Linked DNA regions of Homo sapiens: region 1 is linked to region 2. A link is a contact called in ENCODE Hi-C data. All regions are on one chromosome and are shown on one strand. Each heading gives the region's core, a stretch centred on a gene start or an enhancer-like site at or near the end of the contact. The rest is flanking DNA. Distances are from core to core; before and after follow the strand shown.

Region 1 (3,621 bases), core at 223-2,722, 760 kb before region 2:
GAAGTTTGAATGGTCCTTTCCTTGAGCTTCACCTGTACCCAGGGGGTATGGGTGACTCACTTGGCAAAAATTGCCTTGTGTGGTGCTTGTTCTCAGCCTGCTTGCCAGATTCCTCTTCCTGGCAAGGTAGGGCCCCATTCTTTTTCCTTTTGAGGAGTGGAAATAGTCTGGTGTTTGTGGATCACCAGCATCCAGGAAGTGCTCCTGGGATAGCCCTACTTCAGAACTGTGAGTGATGTTTAAAGTGTTGGTGACCACACAGGTTTCTTCACACTTCTGCAGCCAGCTGGCATTCCAAACTCATCATGCTCAAATTGACTCAGTCCTAAATAACCAAACACTGTGAGAGGGTGGAAATTTGGTTTCCAAAGGGAGTTACTGAAGTTACAAATCCTGACTAAAGTATATATTTTTCACATATAAAAATAGTCTCTGGGCTCTTGGATCAGTTTTATTTTTTTTCTTATGCTTTTAATCATAGAAAATAGTCTCCCCATACTTCTTTTGGGAAACATAGTACGTTTTTTTTTTCTCCTCCGTTGATATTTAGTGCTAAGAGTGAATTTACCAAAGGGTTTGTGAATTCTGTCTGTATATCTTAATGTGCACCCACAACTTTGTAGACAGATGGAAAGATGAAGTAATTCAGAGGTTCAAAAGAAAAAAAAAAGCAGAAATGAGCAACATTTCATAATCTTCTTTGCAACTGGCTTCATTGACCTTTTTCTTACTTAGCTTCCTTCCCTTCACGGCAAGCTTTTGAAAAAATTGGGGACAATGTAATAGTGAAGTGACTATTCTATGTTTTACAGGAAGATTTAAATGAGAAACAATTGCATTGACCAAATTAATGAGCTAGATTGTAGTAGGGCAAAGGTTGCCTGGGGTGTATGCAGGGGGAGGGCAGGAGGGATTCAGCTGAATGAAGTGACAGCCCTCTTTGTTAACTTCAGACCTGGAGGTGTGCTACAGTGTTTTGTCATTGAAGGGTGTATCATCTTAAGGGCATGTAATTTGCTATTAGTTCTCAATTTCAAGCTATTTCCCTCTTAAATCTGAAAAAGTACCAATCTGAGGAGATTATGCCAGGTATATACTGAGTGAATGCTTCACAAGTGAGGCTCATCCAACATTATGGTGAACATTACTATTTAGTCTCTATAAAATTATATCAGAAAGTGAGAAGTATAGATGAGATTTGCTCCAATTCACTCAATGAATCTGGCAGGTTGGAAATAGGCTATTACACTAGACTTCCTGATGGTTTAGTGGGAATTCCTTTGCTTATGAAGCATCCATTATTGCCTGAGGCATTACTAGTGATTAGAAGGGAAATATTTCTGCTCCAATGCCTTTTGCTTCAGCAACCATAGTTTAGCCACGCAAGGGGGAATCACCTTTGCTCTGGTTTCTTGTCTTAGTGTGAAAAGTCCCTGAGCAGCAGCCTACCTCTCCCTTCTCCTCATATTTAATCAGTGAACACTGATGGGGTAGCTTCAAGAGTAGGTACTGTACTAAAGCAAAGGCTGGTGGTTATGTTGGCAAAATAGAAAATGAAAATAAAGGAAACCCTATACAGTAAGTCCTCACTTAATGTTGTTGATAGGTTCTTGGAAACTGTGACTTGAAACAAAACAACATAGAATGAAACCAATGTTTTATTCTTATCAAGGATGTTGAAAGAAATGATATTATTCAAAGACCTGTTGTATGTCATTTCACTTTAAGTCACAGTTTCCAAGAACCTATCGACAGCATTAAGTGGACTTACTGTATATCATAAAGTGGAAAGTTTGGCACAGTAGTTACAAAGGGCAAGAGACGAGAAATATGAGGCTAAATTAAACAAGGGCTAAAATTTTAGATGTTATTTAGCAGAAAAGTTATGGTAAGGGAAATATTATTTGGGATTGTGCTTCTTCTATACATTACCTCATTCATCTCTATGGTAACCCTAAAGACACATTGCACAGGCATTCTTCCCAATGAATGCATGAGGAATCTGAGGCATGAGACATTTAGTTACATAACTGACTCTCCAGCTCATTTAAGGCTGGAGATAAAGTGAGAGCCAGAACTTTGGTTCTGAATTTTCTTTGAAAGATTTTCTGGGATCTCTTCTAGCTGTGTGATTGTTATGTGTAGTTTTAAGCATTTATGAGCATCTTACCACCATTCCCAAGAAAATGATCTATGAAGAAAATTGTCTTAATCAGCTCAGGCTGCTACAACAAAATACCATAGACTAAACAAAATACTATGCAATTTGAAGGCTGGGAAGTCTAAGATCAGAGCACTGGTAGATCTGGTATCTGGTGAGTGCACTCTTCCTAGTTTGCAGACAGCTGTTTTTTTGTTATATCTTAACATGGCAGAGAGAGATGATCTCTTGTTTGCCTCTTATTATAGAGGCACTAATCTCATTCATGGTGGAGGATGAATGAGATTAGGGGATGGTTCCACCATCATGACCTAGTAAGTTCCCAAAAGTCCAACCTCCCAATACCATCACATTGGGGATATAGGCTTTAATATGAATTTTGGGAGGACACAAATATTCAGTCCATAGCAGTTGTGATGTACAATATCTCTTCATATCATTTTAAAAAAGGAACAATGGATAGGCTTTTAAATTTGTGTCTTAGCTGTCTTTCATCTAAAATTACCAGTTCTCAAGTACTCTGCAATTTAACTGCTTTCAGAATTTCACTGCCTATCTATTGATGGCATTTTAACTTTCTGGAGCCTGGCAGCCACAGTCACTTAATTAAAAACATATTTGTTTTATTAATAAAGTAGTTACCATTATTTATTATTCAATTTTCAAAATATGGTTGATAATGAACACTCATGGTTTCTTGTTGAAGCAGGTAAATTAGGAAGAAGATCAAGTCTCTCTGAGTTGAATTTACCTTATAATCAGCCTGAAAGCAAAATAAACAATATAGTGTTCTAGTGTTTGAAGGACATGCCATCATTTGCTAAGAAAACATTTAGGTTTTTGAAGATTTTGTAAAACAGTTTGATCCTCTATAGTGCATATTTTGTTACACACATTTTTTTTTTTTTTTTGCTGTGGTCACTAGTAGTGAGGGAGATGTTTATTGGGCTAAACCTAAGGAACTTCGATCACATTGGAAAAATGAGAAGAACAAATAGCAACAAATCCTCCACACATACTGATTGACTTGGACACAGTCTCTTCAGTTTACCTGTGACAGTGTCACCATGGATCATCCTGCAGGCATCTGTTTATCCTCCTTCTGTCAACCTTCAAGTAAAGGCTGTATCTGGAATGTCCTACATTTCCCCATTTATGATCTTTCAGCCCAGATTTATCTTAAATCGACTGAGATTTTCAGCCTATATAACCTTTAGGGATAATAATATCTGGAAGTTTGTCACCCTGTAACCAAAGTAGCACTTTATAATTGAATCAATAGACTTGATTGCATTCTCTAAGAGATTCAGTCTGAAATTTTGTCTAGTTAGAGTCATAGGTCTGTTTCTCTGAAGGAGGTAAAAGAGGATTCATCCAGCCAGTTGTGACTCTCAGGTAAGAAATTTACTTAAGTAATCCATGTGTACTCTCCACCTGTGAGTCTTTAGGTGGCAGTTATA
Region 2 (3,353 bases), core at 197-2,696:
CTTTTCCCCATACTGTTCTTGTGGTAGTGAATAAGTCTCACAAGATCTGATGGTTTTATAAATGGAAATCCCTTTCACTTGGCTCTCATTCTTTCTTGTCTGCCACTATATAAGACGTGCCTTTCACCTTCCACCATGACTGTCAGGCCTCACCAGCCACATGGAACTGTTGAATCCATTAAACTTATTTTTACTTATAAATTACCCAGTCTCGGGTATGTCTTTATCAGCAGCCTGAAAACAGACTACTACTCATGGCTTTCCTTCCTTCCATGTTACTCTATTCCAGTCCCCATCTCAGTTACCTAGGGTCACTTCCTAAATAAGTCACCCACACACAAGCCCCTGTTACAAGCTTTGTTTTCTGGGAATTGGGTTGGGGAAGCCAAGGTAAAGGCAGTTGTGACACTAGACACTAGGGTTTAGTGTTCCCAGATACAGAAAGTAATAATGTCAATTACTTATCCGTATTGTCAATAAAGAATAACTCACCTGTGTGACTTCCTTGAGTTCCTGTCCACATGCTTCTTTCAAATAGTTAATATGAATCCTATCATATCTATGATTTAATGCCATTGCAGGATATGGCTTATTTATGCCATGACAAAATATGCAGGTGGACAATGTAGTTGATAATCTTATGAGCTTGTTAAATAGCTACATAAGCCTGGATAACTAGAAACCATCACCTTGATATTTATGACCAGGAACATGGCAAGAATAAGAAGAATGAAGAAAAAAAATATATTTTTAAGGAAAATGTTTAAAACAAATGTTTAAAAAATCTATTAATATGACACACAAAGAAAGACTGAAACGAGATGTGCTCCAAATAAAAGAAGCAGGTTTCTTAGAAGCAAAATTCCACAAGTTAAATCAAACTTCTATTCAATTATAGAATTAATAGAAGTTGAATAACTTGTAGCAATGAAGCAGTCTGATGTTCAGATAGATTCCGTGGAAAACATTAACTATAGTGCAAAGGTTACTTTGCCTGTTCATACTCTTGCAGCAAGTCCAGAGTAAACGAATGTAACTGCCTTTTTCCTGGATATTTCTGGTCAAAACAGACAAGCAAGATTTTTTAATAGAGCAGCATAAGAATGAAACTACAAAACAAAAATTATTTCAGGTTTGTCCAAGTCTCTCAGGAGTTGGGCAACTTTTCTTGGATTATTTTTAGCTCATACAACAGGAAGAAAACATTCAGAAATGTAGTGCAATGAAAATGGTTTTCAAAAGTAAGTTTTCCATTAACCCAAAAGAACATGTGACACTTGCTTATTGCCGAATAGCAAATCACTATAAAATGCTGTGGCTTAAAACAACAGCAATAAATAGTTAATTTCACTTATAAAACTTCAGTTTTCACAGGGATCCTTGTGAAGGTTTTACCTCTGCTCCACATAGCATCAGCTGGGCAGTTCAACTGGTATTGCAGGATTACTCCCAGGATGACTCATTCACATGGCTGGCTAGTTGGGGCTCACTATTGACTGGCAGTTCAGTGGTTCCTGTTAATGACCAGACCCTGATTCTCCCCATATGGACCTATCTGCAAGCTGCTTGGACTACCTAACAGTATGGTTGCTGAATTGAGAGAGTGTCCCAAGAGAACAAGGTTAAAAATCACCTTTTATAACTCAGCCTCAAAAACCACAAAGTATTAACATTATTGACAAGTACATGCAAGTGGAGAGTACATAGTTCCCATTACTGGATGGGAGCAGTGTCAAAGTTAAGTTGTAAGAAGAGGAGAGATACAACATGTTACTGCAGTCATCACTGCAATAAGATTGAATAAGAAAAAGGAACAACAACAAAAAGTTTCTGTAGAAATGGTCTCATATGAAAATCTTTTTGATAACAATATTTGGCACATTATTCTTCTTTAAAATTTACACCTTAATAGACTAATAAATTATAGTCTCTGAATTCAAGGGCTGTGCAAAAATTAGAAAACAGATGCTTGAGTAGTAAGTGAAAGGAGCACTACTACTCACTAATTTGACCTTGACCAAGTTTTTGAACATTTATGAACCCTAATATCCTCATCTCTAAATTGGAACTAATTTATTTTACAGAAAATAAAATATTTTCTGTAAAGCATAAAACTAGCAAATGCATTTAAAAACATTATTTACCTTCCTCTTTGGGCATGGCATTTCACTGGCTACTACTACCAGCCCTTGAAATTTGCAGTATGACAAATTAAGTAACAAATACGAAAAGAGATAATTTCTAAAATTATGTTTCACTGAGAAAACTCTAGATACTAGGCTGTGGGGTGATGTACTGTAAAGTGTTTTTGTTACCCGTTAACCCAATTTTTCATTTAAAAAAATTCATTTAAGTCTGAGCATGGTTGCTCACACCTGTAATTCCAGTACTTTGGGAGGCTGAGGCAGGTGGATCACTTGAGGTCAGGAGTTCAAGACCAGTCTGACTAACTTGGTAAAACCCCATCTCTACTAAAAATAGTAAAATTTAGTATAGCGTGGTGGTGCTGGCCTATAATCCCAGTTACTCAGGAAGCTCAGACAGCAGAATCGCTTGAACTCAGGAGGCAGAGGTTGCGGTGAGCCGAGATCACACCACTGCATTCCAGCCTGGGCAACAAAGCAAGACTCTGTCAAAAAAAAAAAAAAAAAAAAAAAAAAAAGTCATTTAGCAAATCACATGCTATCTGGGTATACTTTAGTCATGGCTTAAAAATCAAGAGACAAGATGTTGCCTACCCAAGAAAAACATAATTAAGAAGGCCTTGGGGAACAGTAAAATTCAAAATAAAAATAGAAAACATCCTCTTCTACATTGAGCAAAACCAGGAAATGGGTCATGTAAAGGAAATAACCAAAATTTAAGTATGGAAGACATTTAAAGTACTTATGTAAGATTAGAACCCACTAAATTAATGTGATCAGGACCAAAATACATTTATTAAATGTTACATACAGTAAAAAAAATTCAAAATACTTGGTTATATGTTCACCATTTAATCACAATTAAGTAAGTAAAATTAATGTTAAGAAATGCAGAAAAGTTAAGAAAACAGTAAGGGAAATGATTAAAGTTTGCAAAATCAAAACTAGGAGGAAAGTTAGACAAATGGAATTAGCACAATCTCGTTAAAAGTCAGCCAGGCACTTATTAATTGCTTGTAAACATGCAAAGAACTTCTAAATGAATACCTACCTTTCCTTTGCATTCACAAAAATGTTAGTTAAGGGATTTAATCAATGATAAAGCTTTAGGTGCAACGGTTTTTAAGCATCTGAGACTCACTATACAATTAGGTTTACAATGAATCTTTCTAGGAAGGAGGAGCCATTTCACATCTTAATTTTGATGTT

Evidence for each region. A loop is a pair of places that touch in the nucleus more often than their neighbours do.
Region 1: a loop to region 2 is called in a map of PC-9, with 2.1 times the contacts of the local background. The contact joins two enhancer-like sites. A Hi-C loop is called at or near these places in 1 of 168 maps with a recorded cell type or tissue (PC-9) and 1 of 37 single-sample maps with no recorded cell type.

The regions. Positions count from the first base shown.
Region 1 is chr5:40,382,287-40,385,907 of GRCh38, reverse strand. No RefSeq gene overlaps it. Among named protein-coding and RNA genes, the nearest start is that of LINC00604, 140 kb to the right of the region's middle. Within about 2 kb of position 1,472, at least 7 of the 41 ENCODE cell types and tissues checked have a DNase peak (open chromatin) inside an H3K27ac peak, as active enhancers do; they include PC-9, where a contact is called at or near this core.
Region 2 is chr5:39,622,809-39,626,161 of GRCh38, reverse strand. No RefSeq gene overlaps it. Among named protein-coding and RNA genes, the nearest start is that of LINC02104, 100 kb to the right of the region's middle. Within about 2 kb of position 1,446, at least 8 of the 41 ENCODE cell types and tissues checked have a DNase peak (open chromatin) inside an H3K27ac peak, as active enhancers do; they include PC-9, where a contact is called at or near this core.